Regions from separate parts of the Homo sapiens genome. Here region 1 is linked to region 2. The links are chromatin contacts, found by Hi-C or POLR2A ChIA-PET in ENCODE. All regions are on one chromosome and are shown on one strand. Each heading gives the region's core, a stretch centred on a gene start or an enhancer-like site at or near the end of the contact. The rest is flanking DNA. Distances are from core to core; before and after follow the strand shown. Region 1 has its middle 120 kb from the start of SHQ1. Region 2 overlaps LOC105377161 (a long non-coding RNA gene).

Region 1 (3,533 bases), core at 382-2,881, 130 kb after region 2:
GGAATCACAACCCTCCCTTATTCTCCTTAAGATCTCGGCTTAAGTCATTTCCTCGGGGAATTTTCCTAAACATAGACTTGATCAGATTCCCTTGTAAGCACTCTAAGGTGGCTTTCGGCAGGCTCCCCTCCTGGCACATCTTACAACTTGGATGAACCACTTCACTGTGTAATTAGTTGTGAAAGTCTGGCTCCCTAACTGGAATGTAAACTCCCTGAGAGAATGGAGGGCCTGTTTTACTCATCATTGGATACCTGGGGCCCAACAGGAAGGAAGGAAGGAGGAAGGAAGGAAGGAAGGAAGGAAGGAAGGAAGGAAGGAAGGAGAGAGAGAAGGGAGAAAGGAGAAGGGAGGGAAGGAGGGAGGGAGGAAGAAAGAGAGAGGAAGGGAGGAAGGGAGGAAGGGAGGGAGGGTGCTGTCACCCATGCCACCTGTAATCCCAGCACTTTGGGAGGCCAAAACGGGAGGATTGCTTGAGCTCCGGAGTTCAAGACTGGCTTGGTCAACATAGGGAGAGGCCTCATCTCTACTAAAGATTTTTTTAAAAATTTGGCCGGGCGTGGTGGCTCACACCTGTAATCTCAGTACTTTGGGAGGCCGAGGTGGGCGGATCACGAGGTCAAGAGATCGAGACCATCCTGGCCAACATGGTGAAACCCCGTCTCTACTAAAAAATACAAAAAATTAGCCAAGCATGGTGGCATGTGCCTGTATTCCCAGCTACTCAGGAGGCTGAGGCAGGGGAATCTCTTGAACCCGGGAGGCAGAGGTTGCAGTGAGCTGGGATCGCACCACTGCACTCTAGCCTGGCAACAGAGGGAGACTCTGTCTCAAAAAATATATATATATATATTAGCCAGGCATGGTGGCACATGCCTGTTGCCCCAGCTACTCATGAGGTTAAGGTGGGAGGATCGCTTAAGCCTGGGAGGTCCAGGCTGCAGTGGGCTGTGATCATGCACTGCACCCCAGAGTGAGATCCTGTCTGGAAAAAAAAAATAGAAAAAGAAAAAGAAGGAAAGGAGTAAGAGGTGTGGCATTCTTGGCTCTACAGGACACAGAATTTCTGCACTTGGGGCTCTCACTGTGCCCAGTTCTGGCCAAGAGCCTGGCAGAGCCATCTGTGTTCCAGGAAGCTCATATGAACACAGGCTACCCAGTCCTTGCAACGCCAGAGGGGTGGGGCCTGCACGCCCATGGCCGAGGGCTACATTCACCCTCACCACGTTTTGTTTGGCTCTTGGAATTTAAATTCATTGTCAACAGTCATGTTTTAATAGTCCAGACTTTCCAGTTCCTGGTAGAATATCATTAGGCCCAAGAGGCACCACTTGGCTACCACCAAGGAGCAGCTATTTCTCAAGTTCCCCCTGCTGACAGAGATGGATTGTCAGCTGCCCTTTATCCTGATGTTTTCCTCACACCCAACCCACTCCACACCCCTCTCCCCAGTCCTGTAGGTAAACCCTGAGTTTTTTACCACGGCACTGAGGTCTCCAAGAGCCAATGAGGTCATCGAAAGAAAACATAATGAGCATGACTTTGGTTCCCCCTCAAACACACCCTGCCTACCCTTGCACTGAAATTTAATAATGTCCCCTCTACTTTCAGAATTCACCAGGAGGGACTCCCCACACATTGTGAAAAACTTAATCATCTCAGAAATCTAAATTCAACTGTTGCTGAATGAGTCATTTATTGTATTTCTTAGTCCCCTTCCACATAGAAACCTAAAGAATGTCCTCTCAGCTTTCATGGAAGAAAATGCTTCTCTCTCCTCGTGATCTGCTGTGCCTTATTTTATTAGCCAATCAGAACTCAGATGCTTATTCGTTGTTTTCTTTCTTTCCTTTTTTTTCTTTTTTTTAAAGCTTTGGCTACCACAAAGCTCAGAGCTAAATTCTGAGCTTGCTTCTAGGTACATTCATTCTTTAGTTTCTGGTTTTCTGGCAACTTAGATCCTTTGTTTACTCTTCCCTCATTCCCCTCTTTGAGAATTATTTCTCCCTGCCCAGAGCCCCATCCTTACTTTTTTTTTTTTTTTTTTTTTGAGACAACATCTCACTCCGTCACACAGGCTGGAGTGCAGTGGCATGATCTCGGCTCTCTGCAAGCTTCGCCTCCTGGGTTCAAGTGATTCTCCTGCCTCAGCCTCCCGAGTAGCTGGGACTACAGGCGCCTGCCACCACACTCGGCTAATTTTTATATTTTTATTAGAGAAGGGGTTTCACCACGTTGGCCAGGCTGGTCTCGAACTCCTGATCTCACGTGATCCGCCCACCTCGGACTCCCAAAGTGCTGGCATTGAAGGCCTGAGCCACCGTGCCCAGCCCCCATCCTTACTTAAGAACAACTAGGAGGTGGAGTGTGACTCAATTCCACCCTGGCCATAGCTGATTGGTCCAGGAGTGGACTCCTGGCTCAAGCCAGTTCCTGAGTCCTTACCTGAGGCGTGTTGGCACTGAGAGATGAGTCACCCTTGAGATGCCAGACTACAGAAGTCAATTTCACAAATTTCAGGAGTAGTCGGCAGCTGTGTTCCACAACATGGACTGGGTCACAAACAGTATAAAGAAAACCGGCAATGGGGATGGAGAAATCGCCCTCCCAGTTTCAAGCCCAGCTCTGTTCCTCCCCCTGGCTTCCCTGAGACACTGTTGCTGTTCTTTAATATATCCCTCCTTTTGTTTAAGCTACCTTGAGTTGGGTTTCTAAACTTGTTTTTTTTTTTGAGACGGCGTCTCACTCTGTTGCCCAGGCTGGAGTGCAGTGGCGCGATCTCGGCTCACTGCAAGCTCCGCCTCCCGGGTTCACGCCATTCTCCTGCCTCAGCCTCCCGAGTAGCTGGGACTACAGGCGCTTACCACCATGCCCAGCTAATTTTTTTTGTATTTTTAGTAGAGACAGGGTTTCACCTTGTTAGCCAGGATGGTTTCGGTCTCCTGACCTCGTGATCCGCCCGCCTTGGCCTCCCAAAGTGCTGGGATTACAGGCGTGAGCCACCGCACCCAGCTGGGTTTCTAAACTTTTTAACTGGTAACGGAAACTATGTTGTTTGCTGTTTGAAGTCCTCAAAAAACCGGGTGCGGTGGCTCACGCCTGTAATCCCAGCATGGTGGGAGGCCAAGGTGGGCGGATTGCTTGACTTCAGGAGTTCAAGACCAGCCTGGGCAACATAGCAAAAAGCCATCTCTACAAAAAATACAAAAATTGGCAGAGCAAGATGGCATGCACCTGTGTTCTCAGTTACTCAGGAGGCTAAGGTGGAAGGATTAGTTGCACCCAGGGAGGTCGAGGCGGTAGTGAGCCGTGATGGTACCACTGCCCTCTAGCCTGGTGGCAGAGCAAGACCTCTGTCTCAAGTAAATACATAAATAAATCCTCAAAAATAAAAATTGAACACTGCACCACGCACACTCAGGCTTTATTCAGCCTCTCCAAACTGGCCTCTGCACTCTCTTCCCTCATTCTCCTCCAGCATGGCAGCCTCCTTGCTATCCTCCTGATTCTCTGAGCTCCCATGCAGCCCAGGG
Region 2 (3,059 bases), core at 97-2,596:
AGACTTGCCTCAAACTCCTGACCTCAGATGATCCGCCTGCCTCGGCTTCCCAAAGTGCTGGGATTACAGGCGTGAGCCACCATGCCAAGCCAATAACAAGCTTTTAAATGTGCCTCCCTTCTCCATGATAGCAGGTGCGATCACCTAGTTTCTGAATACATTCATGAGTGTCTCGACCCCTTTTTACCTTATCACCTCTTGGACTTGTTTGAAAAGAGGAAAACAGGCCCACAGTCAACGACGGCTTCCTGTCATGAAGCTGAGGCCAGAACTGGAGTTGCTACTCTTGGTCTTCAGCAAAAATTCAAATGCCCATGCAATCCTTTTTTTCCCCTCCATGAAATTCCCCTAACTCGGTTAAAGAAAAAAAGTCAGTCAATTTACATGGTAACAGAAAAGGACAGGGCCTGGTATAAAATATTCCCCCATCTGCACCGGAGGGCACGGCCTACACGCTTCAAGAGCACAGCGGAGGCCCCGGGGATTTGTTTTTCTTTCCCTGACCCGGGGACTCTGATCTCTCACTTAACCTCTGACCTCTTCAATTCAGATAACAGGGAACTGGCAGCTGGGTTGGGGGCAGCTCTGAATGCCACTGGACTCCGCCTGGGTTCATTCTGGCCATGGAGACAGAACAAAGGGAGGTGGCCCTTCCCCGTGAAGCACCCCAGGGCGGCAGGCAGTCCTGTGGGGGCCCCTGCTCAGGTGCCCACCCCGGGGAGCATAGAGGGTTACCTCATTACAGCTAATGCCATTTAGAGCCTACTTTGTGCGGACAGGAAAAAAAATTAAAGCAACATCAATACCTTGATTTGACTCCATTTAAAAACTTCAGACTGAAATAGGCCTCAGCAAAGATCCATGCCCCTCCCTGCAGAGAGGCCTTTTTCCTCCCTACCTTAGGCCTCATTTAAAACAGGGCTATAGTCTGCATTTTAACAGCAGCTATTTAGAGGTGGGTATGAGCCACTTGTTTGAAATTGAATCAGCCATTTTTATTAAGCCATATATTTTCATTCTTGCCGGTGACGCTGGGAGACGATTTTCCAGCCTCTCTGTTTTGCTTTCCAGTGTATTTTCATTGGGAGGAGAGCTGCAAATCCAGGCCCTGCAACCTCCAATTACCCTGCTCCAACCCCATGCTGCTGGGTTGGACCCAACTCTTCACAGCAACCTCAGAAACAATGAATTTTAACCCCCGCACCCGCAACACCAAAACAAATTCCTTCCTAAATAAGGAGCCCGTTGGCTCCTTCCTAGCTGAATTCCCAGCCCCCATCTCCCAACTCCAGTTTCCAGTTTTGTGGCTGCCGCTGCTCCTGCTTGCTGGTGACTTGGCAGCTCAGCAGTGACCACCCACGGTCGTGCCCCAGGGCTGGATGACTACTTAATCTCTGCTAGGAGTTTGGCAAGAGGCTATTCACTGCCTTTAGACAATTAGACATCTCGAGGGACAGACATTTTTTTGGAGCCTCTAGTTCCCAGCTGCATGTGGGTGGGCCTTTTATTCATTCATTCATTCATTCACTGATACATTCATTCACTCACTTATTTATTCTTTCGTTTATTCATTGATTGCTTTGGAACAGCACCTGACACAGAAGGATGACAGCATGTCAGTAGCTGTCATTCATATCCACAGCCAACATTTATCAGGGACCTCCTACTATGTACCAGGAACTGAAGATGAAATAAATAAAACCCAGCCTCTGCCTTCGTGAGATCATACTATCAGAATGTGGTTTTGCACATTGGGATCACTCGGGGAGCTTTTAAGAAAAGCCTATACTAGGCCCCACCCGCAGAGATTCCGATGTGATTAGTCCATGGTGGGGCCAAGGTATCTGCATTTTGTAAAGGCTTCCACATGTTTCTAACGTGCAACCAGGGCTGAAAGCCACGGCTCAAGAAGGAAGGGCAGATAAGGAGACAGCTCTGCCCCAGGGTGAGGAGGGCAAGAGTAAAGTTCTGTGGATGCAAGGAGAGATGGACTCTAACCCTGCCTGAGGTCAGGAAGGCTTTCTAGAGGAAGGAGGCCTGAAGACAGAAGTCAGCATGGGATGGGCCAAGGTACTGGGAAAGGAGAAAGGGGGAGAAGATTCCAGGAGATGGGAACAGCACAGCAATGGCCTGGGTTGAAGGCAAGCATTGCACGTAGGACAATTTCCGATGATTGCATATGGCTGGAGTTGTGTGTGAGAGAAGGGAGCAGGGGATGGAGGAGACAGCTGGCCGAGCAACCCTGCTAAGGGACTAACAGGGTGTTTTGTCATCCATGTAAGGGGTTCAAACACTGCCTAAAAGCAATAGGGAGCAGAGGAGGGAAATGATTAATTTTGCATTTTATTTTATTATTTTTAAATTAATTTACTTATGTATTTTTGAGACGGAGACTCGCTCTGTCACCCAGGCTGGAGTGCAGTGGTATGATCTCGGCTCACTGCAACTTCCGCCTCCTGGGTTCAAGCGATTCTTGTGCCTCAGCCTCTCGAGTAGTTGGGATGACAGGTGCATGCCACCACACCCAGCTAATTTTTTTTGTATTTTTAGTAGAGACGGGGTCTCCCTAGGTTGCCCAGGTTGGTCTCAAACTCCTGGCTCAAGTGATGCACCCGCCTCAGCCTCCCAAAGTGCTGGAATTACAGGCATGAGCCACCACGCCCAGCCAATTTTGCATTTTAGAAAACTCCTGGCCGGGCGCAATGGCTCACGCCTGTAATCCCAGCACTCTGGGAGGCCGAGGCAGGCAGATCACGAGGTCAGGAGATCAGGACCATGCTGGCTAACATGGTGAAACCCCGTCTCTACTAAAAAAAATACAAAGAAATTAGCCAGGCGTGGTGGTGGGTGCCTGTAGTCCCAGCTACTCAGGAGGCTGAGGCAAGAGAAGGGCGTGAACCTGGGAGGCGGAGCTTGCAGTGAGCCGAGATCATGGTGCCATTGCACTCCATCCTGGGCAAAAGAGCGAAACTCTGTCTCAAAAAAAAAAAAAAAGAAAAGAAAACTCCTTCAGCTGTAGAATGGACTAGAGCGCAGCCAGACAGGAAGCCAGGTGAGAA

The links. A loop is a pair of places that touch in the nucleus more often than their neighbours do. ChIA-PET counts read pairs that join two places held with the same protein, here RNA polymerase II (POLR2A). Pooled maps may share reads with other maps.
Region 1: a map of PC-9 shows a loop between it and region 2 (4-fold over the local background). The contact joins two enhancer-like sites. A Hi-C loop is called at or near these places in 1 of 168 maps with a recorded cell type or tissue (PC-9), 2 of 37 single-sample maps with no recorded cell type and 3 of 50 pooled maps. POLR2A ChIA-PET finds 5 or more read pairs at or near these places in 3 of 52 experiments (A673, Caco-2 and activated B cell).

The regions. Positions count from the first base shown.
Region 1 is chr3:72,721,865-72,725,397 of GRCh38, forward strand. It overlaps a transcript of SHQ1 not described here. Among named protein-coding and RNA genes, the nearest start is that of SHQ1, 120 kb to the right of the region's middle. Within about 2 kb of position 1,632, at least 6 of the 41 ENCODE cell types and tissues checked have a DNase peak (open chromatin) inside an H3K27ac peak, as active enhancers do; they include PC-9, where a contact is called at or near this core.
Region 2 is chr3:72,590,410-72,593,468 of GRCh38, forward strand. The region is part of intron 10 of LOC105377161 (a long non-coding RNA gene); the gene reads right to left. Among named protein-coding and RNA genes, the nearest start is that of RYBP, 150 kb to the left of the region's middle. RefSeq lists an enhancer at 151-978. Within about 2 kb of position 1,347, at least 12 of the 41 ENCODE cell types and tissues checked have a DNase peak (open chromatin) inside an H3K27ac peak, as active enhancers do; they include PC-9, where a contact is called at or near this core.